Regions from separate parts of the Homo sapiens genome. Here region 2 is linked to region 1. The links are chromatin contacts, found by Hi-C or POLR2A ChIA-PET in ENCODE. All regions are on one chromosome and are shown on one strand. The core of a region is the stretch at or near the end of the contact, and the rest is flanking DNA. Distances in the headings are between cores, read along the strand shown.

Region 1 (6,246 bases), core at 1,146-3,645:
GAAAAAGAAAATAAAACTGTTTGCTCAAAATCAGAATACCAACAGTGTATTGGGTGATTATCGCTTATGTGTGAGTGAAATGTAAGAGCAACGTTAAAAGGGACAGGTGGGAGGAAGCGGGGGCCATCAGTTACAAGTTACCATGTGACCTGAGAAGCAGTACAGTGTAACTTACAGGTGGATCTGGATGAGCTGCAAACTCTAGGGCAACCACTAAAATATATATATACTTATTTTTCTTTTTATTATTTTTTTCTATATATGGAAGTATAATTGATACGCTACAAAAGACAAGACTATGGAATCATATAAAATGCTTAACTGAAACCAGAGAAAGCAGAAAAGAAAGGCAGATAGAAACTAAGACCAAGGGCAACAAATAGAAAACAGTTACAAATATGGTAGATGATAATCCCACGAACCCAGTCATCACATTCAATGTACATGAATTAGTCTAAATACACCAATTAAAATACAGAGACTGGCCGGGCGCGGTGGCTCACACCTCTAATCCCAGCACTCTGGGAGGCCGAGGCGGGCGGATGACCTGAGGTCAGGAGTTTGAGAACAGCCTGGCCAACATGTGAAACCCCAACTCTACTAAAATTACAGAAACTAGCCAGGCGTGGTGTTGTGTGTGTGTGCCTGTAATCCCAGCTACTCCGGAGGCTGAGGCACGAGAATCACTTGAACCCAGGAGGAGGAGGCTGCAGTGAGCCAAGATCGTGCCACTGCACTCCAGCCTGGATGACAGAGCAAGACTTCATCTCCAAAAAAAAAAAAAAAAAAAAAAAGATGGAGACCGATAGTGGATTTGTTAAGTCCCCAAGTTATGGAGAGTCACATGACCAGCACGTCAGCCCCAGCTTCAGCAGTCCTCAGCCCTGTCTGTCCTTCTCCACCTCCCACACACACCTCAAGCCTGGATGTGTGTCCAGGCTGGAGGGTTTTAAAGTGACCCCTAGATGGCACATGGTTTTACAGCCGGCAGTGTGGCCAGCCAGTTCCCCGCAGCTCCAGCTCCTGAAGAGCCCCTGGGTACAGGAAGGTGTCCCGCTCAGCAAGCAGATGCTCGCCGCTGGAGAGGTCCAACCTGGTCAGGTGCTCAGGCTGCAAAGGGCACCCACGGCAGGTGGCACAGCTGGTTGGAAGCCAGGAAGAGCTCCTCCAGGCAGGCACCTGCTTGAAGGTGCCAGGTGACAGGTGAGCGATGCAGTTGCCTGAGGGTGCATGTACCTCAGTGGGGAAACTGAGGCACGGCCCCTTCATGGCCATGCCGCCTGCCAGGTGTCCAGGCATTGGCTACCATGATCAGCCCCTGCAGTGCCCCTGGGTCCCAGAAAGCTGCCGTCTCTGCCCCACAGCTGCCTGGATGGTTGTGTGTGCGGGCCAGGCTCCAGAGGCCCCACCTTGCATGCATGGAAGGCACAGAGGACCTGTGAGGGGCACTGAGGCACGGCCGCTGCAGGGCAAGGGCTTCTCCTTGAGCAGAAGAGTCAGGCAGGACTGAGGACAGAGGATGCTCAGAGAGCAGCCGGCCCAGCCCCTGCACCTGCCCGGAGCCTCGCTGCTCCACTTGCCCTGGCATTCCCGAAAGCAGGCTGCAGGGGAGCCACAGGGCACCCGGGGCAGAGTCTCACGGAGCCCCCAACTCACACATTCGATCTACTGCTGCGACTCCCAGCCCGCCCCAGAGGACAGCAGCCAGGAGCCCTCCTGACCTCCGAGGAGCCCAGATCTCCAGGGGACTGACAGTGGCTTGACCTCCTGTCTGCTGAGCACCGCCGAGCCTCAGCGCCAACCCCGGAGCTCTGCGCTCTCCCAGGATGCCAGCTCCCATCCAGCTGTTCCTGGGCCCCTGCCCTCACTCAGCCCGCCCTCTGGCACCACCTCCACACGTGAGCTCACTCTCTTTCTCTGTTCCCCTCTGAGCAGCTGAGCTTCTCCAGCCTTCCCCCATGCCGTCCTCTTCCTCACCCCACCCCCAGTGCCCCCCAAAACACACCCTGAGTCAGGCTGGCTCCTGGCCACTGAACATGAAGGGTGCTGCTGGTTCTCACCTCACTTGACCTCCACTGGACACTCACCCCACCCGCCCTCCGAAGAGTCTGTCTTGGCCCTCCTGATGGTCCTCACGCAGCCCCAGACTACTGAGGTTTGCCGGTGCTGACCCGTCTACCAGCTCCCCCAGAAGTCCATCCACACTCAAGTCCGGGAACTCGTCAGCCCACTCCACATTCCAAGTGGCTGTCCTGGGGGTACCTCAGACTCCACGTGTCCAAGCCGATCCATCTGTCACACCCTCAAGACCCCATGTCCTCCCTCAGTGTCCCCCACCCACACCCTGAGGCCACCCGCCGTCTCTCACACGGGCACTAGGGGGCGCCTCTGCCCTCTTTCCTCTGCTTCCCAAGCAGCCTCCGCCCTCTCCAGCATCACCAGGAAACGCTCCCTTTCCTGTGCCTTGGGCCCTTTGCCTGTTCTCTGTAACCAGAGCTGACCTTCAAATCCACCCTATCACTGTCTAAAATCCTGGGGTGCAGCGTGACGAAGCAGCCCTAAATTCTGAGCGTGACGAAGCAGCCCTAAATTCTGAGAGCGGCTGTGAGTTCATGCTGGGGTGGGCCTTGGGGGCTTGGCCACAGCGCCTGGCACCCAGGATGCTCATGAAAGGCACTGATGGCTGTTTGGGACCAGGCATTCTTCCAGGCATGTGTCAAACACGGCCACCCCTGGAAGGCCCTGGGAACAGCCTGACCCTGGCCGTGCTCCCGGCCCTGAGTTCTTTGCTGCAGCAAACCAGCCCTGTAGAGCAGTGCATGTGGCAGGCAGGACAGGTCTGGAGGAAGCAGCCCACGGTGGCAGCTCCACACACCAAAACACCAGCTCCGCGCTGCAGTCTCCGGTACGCACCTGCCCAGGCACCATGCATTGTTCCCACCTCTCACCACCCTCCACCCGCCCTGCTCGGGCCCTGCAGGGTGGTGGACAAGGCTGCCTGGTCTCAACCTCTTCTGAGGCTGTGCCTCCTCCTCCCTGAGGACACCCTCCTGCCTCCTCCTGTCCCCTGGGGGCCCGCACGCTCCAGTGTCTCGCCTCCAATGTTCCATCCTTAAGTCGTGAGCCGCACCTCCTCTCTCCACCACTCCCCCATGGCACTGCGGCCTCGGTCACATCTCTCTACTGCCCATGAACTTCAACACCCCCCAGATGCCATGAATTAATGCAAGCCACCCCTGGCTGGGACCCTTGCCTCCTTGTCTCCAGCCCTGCACCGCACCCAACAGCACACCCAGCCCTATTCCAGAACGAATGAGTGAATGAATGAGCAGATGGATAAATGAATGAACAGATGAGCGAGTGGAGGAGTACGTGAGTGCATGGTCATTCTACTCAAAATACAAAGTCCCAAAGGCCAGATGGCAGCTTGTGGCCAGGGTCCTTCACAGTGTGGCCTCCATTTTTCCTTAAAGTCTGGTCCCCCATCCCCCACCACCACCTCCCAGCCCAAGAAGGCCACCACTCTAATAAGAGAGCAGTGAGCAGCAGGCGCTGGCCGTGATTCCTGAACCACCTGCCCGTGGCCACCTCCCTCGGATGGCAGCTGACATGGTCTCGCTCAGCCCATCATGTTGCCACTTAGCCACCACACTGGCCCAGACTTCCAGTGATGGTGCTGGCACTCGGGGAACAAGAGCAGTAGGACTCACTGGTCACTTGGCCCAGAAGGCCCACCCACTGCCCTGATCATCAGCTCTGAGACCTCCCATTCCTGCATCCTTCCACAACCATCACCTGCCCAGACCAGCTCCAGGCTCAAGAGCCTGAGCTCCTCAGCATCGCACATTTCTTGGCTTCTGCAAAGACTTCTTCATCACCTCCCAGCCAACCCTGGTCAATTCTTTGGGTCTGGAAAAGGTCCTGCCCAGTCCACCTGCCTGACCTTCCTCCACCAGCCTGCAAAGCTCGGACACACAGAGCTGTGTGCTCAGCGCCGCGCATCCACCCCACGGCACCTTACTCCACGGGTGCTTCCGGGTACACACTTAGGGACAGTGCGGCCTCACCACACAGGAGAAACACAGACTTACCATGTGCCACAGATCCAGGGACGTGACGCCCAAAGTCCTGGGTAAGTGAAGCAGGAGCACTGGCCTTTGCGACTCCTTCCATCTCTAGAAATCTCGTTATAAAATTATTAAGATGAGTGAGAGTCACCGGCAACGTTTATTATTTTGCTTCATGACTAACATATGCGACTCTATTCCTTGGATGGCTTTCAAATATTTTACTTTTTATGTTTTTGAGACAGGGTCTAGCTCTGCTGCCCAGACTGTAGTGCAGTGGTGGATTCACGGCTCACGACAGCCCCAACCTGCTGGGCTTGAATGATCCTCCTACCTCAGCCTCCCGAGTAGCTGGGACTACAAGTTAAGCATCACCAAGCCCGGCTAATTTTTGTATTTTTGGTAGAGATGGGGTTTTGCCATGTTGCCCAGACTGGTCTCCAATTCCTGGACTCAAGCAATCCTCCCACCTCAGTCTCTCAAAGTGCTGGGATTACAGGTTGAATATTTTATAATAAAAAATAGAAATCCTGAGAGGTCCACCTACCTTTGGCAATGTCAGCTCTTCAAGCAGTGGACGCACTGCCCACGTGTGACCTCAACAGTGCCCCCCAAACCCACAGGTGGACATCCTATCCCTGGCGACCTCTGTCATGGGCTGAACGGTGTCCCCCAAACCCACAGGTGGACGTCCTATCCCTGGCGACCTCTGTCATGGGCTGAACGGTGTCCCCCAAACCCACAGGTGGACATCCTATCCCTGGTGACCTCTGTTATGGGCTGAACGGTGTCCCCCAAACCCACAGGTGGATGTCCATTCCCTGAGGACGTCAGAATGTGATTGTCTTTGGAGACAGGGCCTTTAAAGAGGTAATTAAGTTAAAAAGAGGTCACCGGGATGGGCCCTAATCCAATCTGACTGGTGTCCTTACAAGAAAAGGAAATTAGGCCAGGTATGGTGGCTCACGCCTGTATATCCCAGCACTTTCGGAGGCCGAGGCGGGCAGATCACAAGATCAGGAGATGGAGACCATCCTGGCTAACACAGTGAAACCCCGTCTCTACTAAAAATACAAAATATTAGCCGGGCGTGGTGGCAGGCGCCTGTAGTCCCAGCTCCTCGGGAGGCTGAGGCAGGAGAATGGTGTGAACCCAGGAGGCGGAGCTTGAAGTGAGCCGAGATCACGCCACTGCACTCCAACCTGGGCGAAAGAGCGAGACTCCCTCTCAAAAAAAAAAAAAAGTAGTATTAGACCTCTACAAGAAAAATTATCAAATGTTTTGCAAGCTTTAAGAGTTAAATAATGAAGCCACACCAAGTTCATGGATCAATACTATAAAGATGTCAAATCTCTCTGACCTCAAGACAATCCCAAACCAAATCTCAATTACTGGGGGTTGGGGAGGGGAGGGGAGGGGAGGGGAGGGGAGGGGAGGGGAGGCTGGGTAGAACCTAACATGCAAAGGGCCAAAAATATCCAAAACGCTCTTAGCGGAAGCAGCTGGTTTACCAGAGAGCGAGTCTCATTATCAAGCGACAGGAATCAGGATCCTGCCTGTGTATTGCACAAATAGACAACTAGACTGGATTCGCTTCCTGTTGCTGCTGTAACAAACTTAGTGACTTCAACCACCACAAACTTATTAACAGCTCCATAGACCAGAAGTCGGACAAACACCTGAGTTGAGATCAAGGTCATCAGCAGAGCTCCCAGCTTTCTGGAGACTCTCCAGAGAATCTAGAAGCCTTTCCAGCTTCTAGAGGGCATCTGCATTCCTTGGCTCACGGCCCCTCCCTCCATCTGCAAAACCAGCAGTCTGCAGCTCTGTGCTCTCTTCCGTCGGCCCGGTCTTGCTCTGTCCTCTGCACCCATCCCACACTTGAGACACCCTTGTGATGACATGGGGCTCCCCTAACAGTCTATGCTGATCTCCCATCTCAAGATCATCTGATTCGCAACCCGAATTCCATCTTCAACCTTGATTCCCCTTCACTGTGTTAACAAAACACCCAGAGATCAGAATATGGACATCTCTGAGGGTGTAGGGTGGGCACTGCTCTGCTCACCAGAGACCAACGGACTGGAAGTACTGAAACAAAACCACAGCAAAGCTGGCACTGCCAAACAGCAGAGGAAGTATGGCGTGTCCAAGAAGTGGCTCTGGGACCATTAGAGAT
Region 2 (6,246 bases), core at 2,490-4,989, 130 kb after region 1:
GCCTGGCTAATTCATTTTTTTTGTATTTTTAGTAGATGCGGGGTTTCACCATGTTGGCCAGGATGGTCTCCATCTCTTGACCTTGTGATCTGCCCGCCTCGGCCTCCCAAAGTGCTGGGATTACAGGCGTGAGCCACTGCACCCGGCCAACTTTCTTTCTTTAATTTTTGTAAAGGTAATTTCAACATATTACCACTTCTCCTAATAATAGTGTTTTAACAAATATTAGGCAGCTTCATTTTTGCTTTGAGTTGTGCTTTTAAAAGAACTAAATTAGGTCGCTGGAGATTAAAGCATTTACCATTTAGCAGGCAGGGCCTGTCCAGAGCCCCAGTCGGGAAAACGGGCTAAACAGCTGGCTTAGCTTTAGGACTTCCCTCGTTCCCTCCTCTCCCTCCAGTCCTGGGGACGGAGGTCTGGCGTGGGGATCAGGGTGGCCTCCGCCCACTCCCCTGCGACCCCCAGGCTGGGCTCCAGGAGTCAGCGGGGAGCCCCAGGTGGGGGATCTCTGCGCCCCAGCCCTTCTGGGTCAGGCTAGTTACCTCCCGCGGTGCAGCACGCATCTCTGTCTCCACTGACTTGCAAGGCTAAAAATGTGCAGAACCCAAACCAAAATGTGCCTGCCCATTGTGTTTAAAATACCACTGTTGCAGATGTATTACTGTCTGGCACGGTGGCTCACGCCTGTAATCCCAGCACTTTGGGTGGCCGAGGTGGGTGGATCACGAGGTCAGGAGATCGAGACCATCCTGGCTAACACAGTGAAACCCCATCTCCGCTGAAAATACAAAAAATTAGCCAGGTGTGGTGGCAGGCGCCTGTACTCCCAGCTACTCGGGAGGCCGAGGCAGGAGAATGGTGTGAACCCGGGAGGCGGAGCTTGCAGTGAGCCGAGATCGCAACACTGCACTCCAGCCTGGGCGACAGAGTGAGACCTCCGTCTCAAAAAAAAAAAAAATTAGCTGGGCATGGTGGCACGCATGCCCGTAATCTCACCTACTCAGGCGGCTGAGGCAGGAGAATCACTTGAACCCAGGTGGCAGAGGTTGCGGTGAGCCGAGATCGCGCCATTGCACTCTAACCTGGATGACAGAGCAAGACTCTGTCTCAAAAAACAAACAAACAGAAAAAACAAGTGTATTACCATATGGAAATTATTTTATGACAAAGCATGCATATTGGTTTGCTTAAATAAACCGTTCTGACTAACAGTACTTCAGGCCCAGCATGGAAATTTTGAAAAATCACAGATGATAAAAAACACGAGACTAGCTTGGGTCTCAAGTTTTTCTTCCTTGGAGTTTTGGTTTTTCATGAACTTTCTGGGAAATGAAATTTAGTAGTTTGGGGGCATCGATTAGTTCATAGAGGATGTAAAACGGAGGGATTGGGTTCGACGCCTTAAAAACACGGAAGTTACAGCTGGAAAGAAAATTAGAGGCAATTTTTTTTATTTTTGTATTGAGGGGAAATTCACATAACAAACTCAGCCGTGCTAAGGTGGACAATTCAGTGCCGTTGCATTCATTCCCGATGCGTCGCAGCCACATCCATCTAGTTCCAGAACACTGTCATGCCCTGGGAAGGAAACGCCCTCCCCATCAGCCCTCACTCCCCATTCCTCCCTCCCCCAGCCCGTGGCAACCACCCATCTTTGTGTCTCTGTGGATTCGCCTGTTGTGGACATTTCATAGAAATGGAATCAAGACAACATGTGGACCTTCATGCCTGGCTTGTCCTGCTCAGCATGATGCCTTCAAGGTTCACGCGTGTCGCTGCGTCAGGGCTCACCTCCTCGTGTGCCGAACACCCCATTGTCTGGGTGACCACATGTTGCCCCCCTACTCCTCCACCAATGGGCTTCGTGTTGTCGCCACCTCTTGGCTGCTGTGAACCCGTTTGACTTTTTGAACTAACTTTCAGATTCACTCTTGTAGTTTCAAGGTCGAACCTACAGAAGGCGAAAGAAACCCGCCGGCTCAGGAATTGTGCAACCAGTGGCCTGGCGGCTGCAGGTCCCCCGTGCTGGGGGTCTTGACTTTGATGCTTTCCCAGGTGCCCACTTGTTTCAGGAGCCTCCAACCTGTGAACCTCGCACACACAGCTTGGTGCATGTCAGGTAGAGCCTAGTAGAGCTGTTCTTTTTTGGGGGGGTGGGGGATGGAGTTTCACTCTTGCTGCCCAGGCTGGAGTGCAATGGCGTGATCTCGGCTCACTGCAACCTCCGTCTCCCAGGTTTAAGCAATTAATGGTGAGGGCAGCCACATCATGGAAGTGGTGGGCCCAGCCTGGATAGGAGGGAAGCAGCGAGAGTGTCCGCTGTCTGCGAGGGCCACCCTGGCCCCGGACTCACTCCTGGGTAGGGCCTGTGGGGTCAGACCCCCTCCCTCAGCGAGCCCCAAGGAAGCGTGGGGTCCGACCGCCGCCATCCTGGGACTGAGTTTGGAGGCCTCAGTGCTTGGCTGGCAAGAGCAGCCACCTGGGGACACGGTGATTAATTCAGCATCAGAATGCAAGCGTGGGAGTTTCCAGGAACACTGAGGTTCAGGTCTGGGGGCGGAAGAGAAAAGCAGCTCATTCTCAGAAAGCACTGAGAGGCCGGGCCCTGTGGCTCATGCCTGTAATCCCAGTGCTTTGGGAGGCTGAGGCAGGATTGCTTGAGGCCAGAAGTTCAAGACCAGCCTGGGCAACACAGCAAGACCCCGTCTCTAGAGAACATTTAAAAACTAGCTGTGCGCAGTGGTGCATACCTGCAGTCCCAGCTACCCTGGAGGCTGAGGCGGGAGGATGCTTGAGCCCAGGAGTTGTGGGCTACAATGAGCCGTGATGGCTGCACTGCACTCCAGCCTGGGTGACAGAACGAGACCTCGTCTCTAAAGTAAATACATAAAACCTAAAAACAACGGCCGGTTGTGGTGGCTCACACCTATAATTCTAGCACTTTGGGAGGCTGAGGTGGGCAGATCACAAGATGAGGAGTTCGAGACCAGCCTGGCCAACATGGTGAAACCCCGTCTTACTAGAAATAAAAAAATTAGCTGCGTGTGGTGCTGGGCGCCTGTAGTCCCAGCTCCTCAGGAGGCTGAGGCAGGAGAATGGCATGAACCCAGGAGGCGGAGGTTGCAATGAGCCGAGATCTTGCCACTGCACTCCAGCCCGGGCGACAGAGACTCCGCCTCAAAGAAAAAAAACAAGGAGAGCCCTGCAGGCCCCTCCTTAGGCTGGCCTCAGAGGTCTTCAGTGGCCAGAGGGTGTGAGGATCTGCGGGACGTGCCGACTGGGGCAGCCCCCACCACACCCTGGGATGCACCCTGGCTGGGACCAGTCTCCAAATTCCCCTGCATCCGTCTCAGGCTGGAAAACTCTCCAACAAAGTTGCCTCCAGTCACTGGATGGGAAGCGGCCTCTCAGCTGAGCCGGACCCTCTCTCCTTCAGCTGGTGCTGCAGTGACTCCAAGTGACCAGTGACACCAGGTGTGGCAGCTGCGCACAGCCTTTATCGTGCCGCACTCAAGGGCCCCGGGAAGGGAACCCAGGCAGGGCCCAGTGCCATGGTGGTCTCCACTTCGCCGTGGAGAGAACGGCCAGGTGACCCAACCACAGCGAGGCCTTCAGTGTGTTCCTCACTTCCACCTGTGGCGGTCGCTTCTGGCTGTCACCCTGAGCACATCCATGTGGCCTCTTGGAGTGGCCTCTCCACGTGGCCTAGGCTTCCTGGCAACGCAGCCGCCTCAGGGCAGTGTGACTTCCTGATGGTGGTGACTCAGGACAACAAAAGCGAGAGGCCCTGAGAGTCAGGCGGGCACCACAGGGCCTTGCTGAGGCAGCCGGGGACTCCCGCTCCCTCTGCTGACACCATTGGTGGCCAGTGAGTCAGAGGCAGAGGTGCCAGAGACCCCGCCCGAAGGGAGGAGATCTGAGAGCCTGCAGCCACAGGCTCCTCCAGGACTCGAGCACCGGGGCCGCACAGAGAGCCCTTTCTCTCCTGGGCAGGCCAGGCGGGGATCCCCCAGCGCCCTAACCTGCTCTGTGACCACGGCAATGTGGCCTTGGGGATGTGCCCTGCCTCTCTGGGTTCCAGTGCAGGACTCAGGGCTGGCCACCTGAGAAGCATCTCTAGGACATTCCAAAGCCTGGAACAGGGACAGCATTGTGGCCCTGCTCTGGAAGGCTGCGTGGAAGCCAAGAAGTTGTCCTGGCCTGTCCTGGAGGTGCCTTTGCCCTTGCTTCCTGTCCTTGTCCCCAGGGGCTGCACCCATCCTACTGACTCTGCCAGCAGTGCCAGCCTGGTCCCAGGCACCCTGGAGCTGCTCCATCCCCATTGGGGGCCAAGAGCTGCCGGCCCACACCAGAGGCCCCGGCCACACAGGAGCCACGGGACAGCCGGAAGGGAAGCCAGGAGGCCTTGCTTGGGGAGCTGGGCACACGCCTGGCCTCCCCGTGATGCTCCCCTGGACGACACACGCACGCACACATGCACGCCTGTGCATGCACACAGAGCACACATGCACACACACGCACACCTGTGCATGCAGAGCACACGCACACACACACAAACCTGTGCATGCACACAGCATACACGCATGCACGCCTATGCATGCAGAGCACACATGCACACACATGCACGCCTGTGCATGCACACAGCACACATGCACACACCTGTGCATGCACACACACACATACATGCCTCTGCATGCACACAGCACACACGCACACCTGTGCACGCAGAGCACACACGCACACACACGCACGCCTCTGCATGCAGAGAGCACACACACACACATGCACGCCTGTGCATGCACACAGAGCACACACGCACACCACACCACCACACACACACTTCAAAAACCACACACGGGCGACGCCGCAGGCAGAGTGTACCACAGCCCCGCAGCTGCCACCCCTGCCCTCTGGGAGAGTCCGCTTCCGAGCTCACTTCGAGGAGGATCTTTCTGGCGACAGAGCCAGTGCTGTGGGCGGGAAGGCCCCACCTGACCACACCTCCTGCTCTGTGGCACCTGTGTCCCCGCCACCCCCCAGCCCGAGTAAAATCATTTCTCTAGACTCTGCGGCTGGGCCCTGGAAGTCAGGCTCTCCCCGACCTGCCAGGGCAGTGCCTGCTGCGGCGGAGCCTGGACACCAGGTCTCCTGTCTCCATCCATCTCCACTCAAGGACAGGGGTGCAGGTCCCAGAGCTTTTGTCAGGACTCTGCCAGCTTGCAGAGCCGCTGCGGCCACAGGGCTCATGGTCCCAGGCCTGCTCCACCACGGCCCTCGGCAGTGGCCCTGATCCCTGGCTGTGGCCCTGGTGCCCGAGGCTCACACCAGGGCAGGAACGTGCTCTTGGGTGTGGGTGGGGTCCACTCTGACAGGGACCTGGAAGGGCCCTCACAAGTCTGGGATCCAGGCCCTTGTCATTCAGGAGCCCAGGAGGGGTCAGCCAGGTCCCCAGAGGGGAAGGGGACGTGCCTGGGCTGTGAGGTCCACAGCCTCTGGGTGAAGCAGAGGCCAGCCCAGGATGGGGCTCACAGTTCTCAGGAGCCCGGGAGGTGGCACTGGGAGGGTGGGCATCCCCGCCCACCCCAGAGAGGCCAAGCACAGGGCAGGAGTGTGGCCACACGGCCCAGGGGGCGCATGGCTGCTGAGAGGAAGAGCGCAGTTGCCTGGGGGAGGCTGAGCACGATGCAGGGTGGACAGAGACCCCACTGCTGGGCGAGAGCCAGGCTCATGCCCTGCTGGCGCCAGAGCCTGCCCACAGCCCAGGGGCTGCCTGGGAGGCGCGGGAGGACCACACTTGGGGCCCTACACAGGCTGGGACTCATTCTGAGCCCCTAAGGACAGCTTGTGGGTGAAGGGAGCCCCTCTTGGGAATGTGGAGAAGAGAGTGGGGCACCTGCTGGCCAAAGAAAGCCCTGGGCCCACCCCCAGTTATGTGGGCAGTGACAGTTGGGGACAGGGCACTCAGCCATGCTCCCCGGCGACTGCTGGGTGATGAGCAGCCCAACCGCAGGCCCTGGCCCTGCCAGCCCTGGGCTTAGGCTGAACCCGTCAAAAAGGCCCTGCCTGGCCTTGGAGAGCCCACCGTGCCCTGCGGGGTATGAGGCTGGCAGACCCTTGAGGACCAAGCCAGGAGACATCCCTGGCGGAGACTCGATCCCAGGAAAGTGCCGGGGGTGCACTGGCAGGTTCCCCTGCAGGAAGCCAGCTCTTGGGAGCCCAGAATGCAGGCACCACCCCACAGGGGGC

Evidence for each region. Hi-C counts contacts between places; a loop is a spot of excess contacts on that map. ChIA-PET counts read pairs that join two places held with the same protein, here RNA polymerase II (POLR2A). Pooled maps may share reads with other maps.
Region 2: a loop to region 1 is called in a map of OCI-LY7, with 35 times the contacts of the local background. The contact joins two enhancer-like sites. A Hi-C loop is called at or near these places in 2 of 168 maps with a recorded cell type or tissue (OCI-LY7 and Right ventricle myocardium superior) and 4 of 50 pooled maps. POLR2A ChIA-PET finds 5 or more read pairs at or near these places in 2 of 52 experiments (BJ and WTC11).

Annotation. Positions count from the first base shown.
Region 1 is chr9:135,795,467-135,801,712 of GRCh38, forward strand. It overlaps KCNT1 (potassium sodium-activated channel subfamily T member 1), which reads left to right. Exons shown (of 31, transcript NM_020822.3): 31 at 1-36. Among named protein-coding and RNA genes, the nearest start is that of KCNT1, 96 kb to the left of the region's middle. Within about 2 kb of position 2,396, at least 4 of the 41 ENCODE cell types and tissues checked have a DNase peak (open chromatin) inside an H3K27ac peak, as active enhancers do.
Region 2 is chr9:135,923,237-135,929,482 of GRCh38, forward strand. No RefSeq gene overlaps it. Among named protein-coding and RNA genes, the nearest start is that of CAMSAP1-DT, 19 kb to the left of the region's middle. RefSeq lists enhancers at 2,559-2,638, 3,675-3,724. Within about 2 kb of position 3,740, at least 8 of the 41 ENCODE cell types and tissues checked have a DNase peak (open chromatin) inside an H3K27ac peak, as active enhancers do.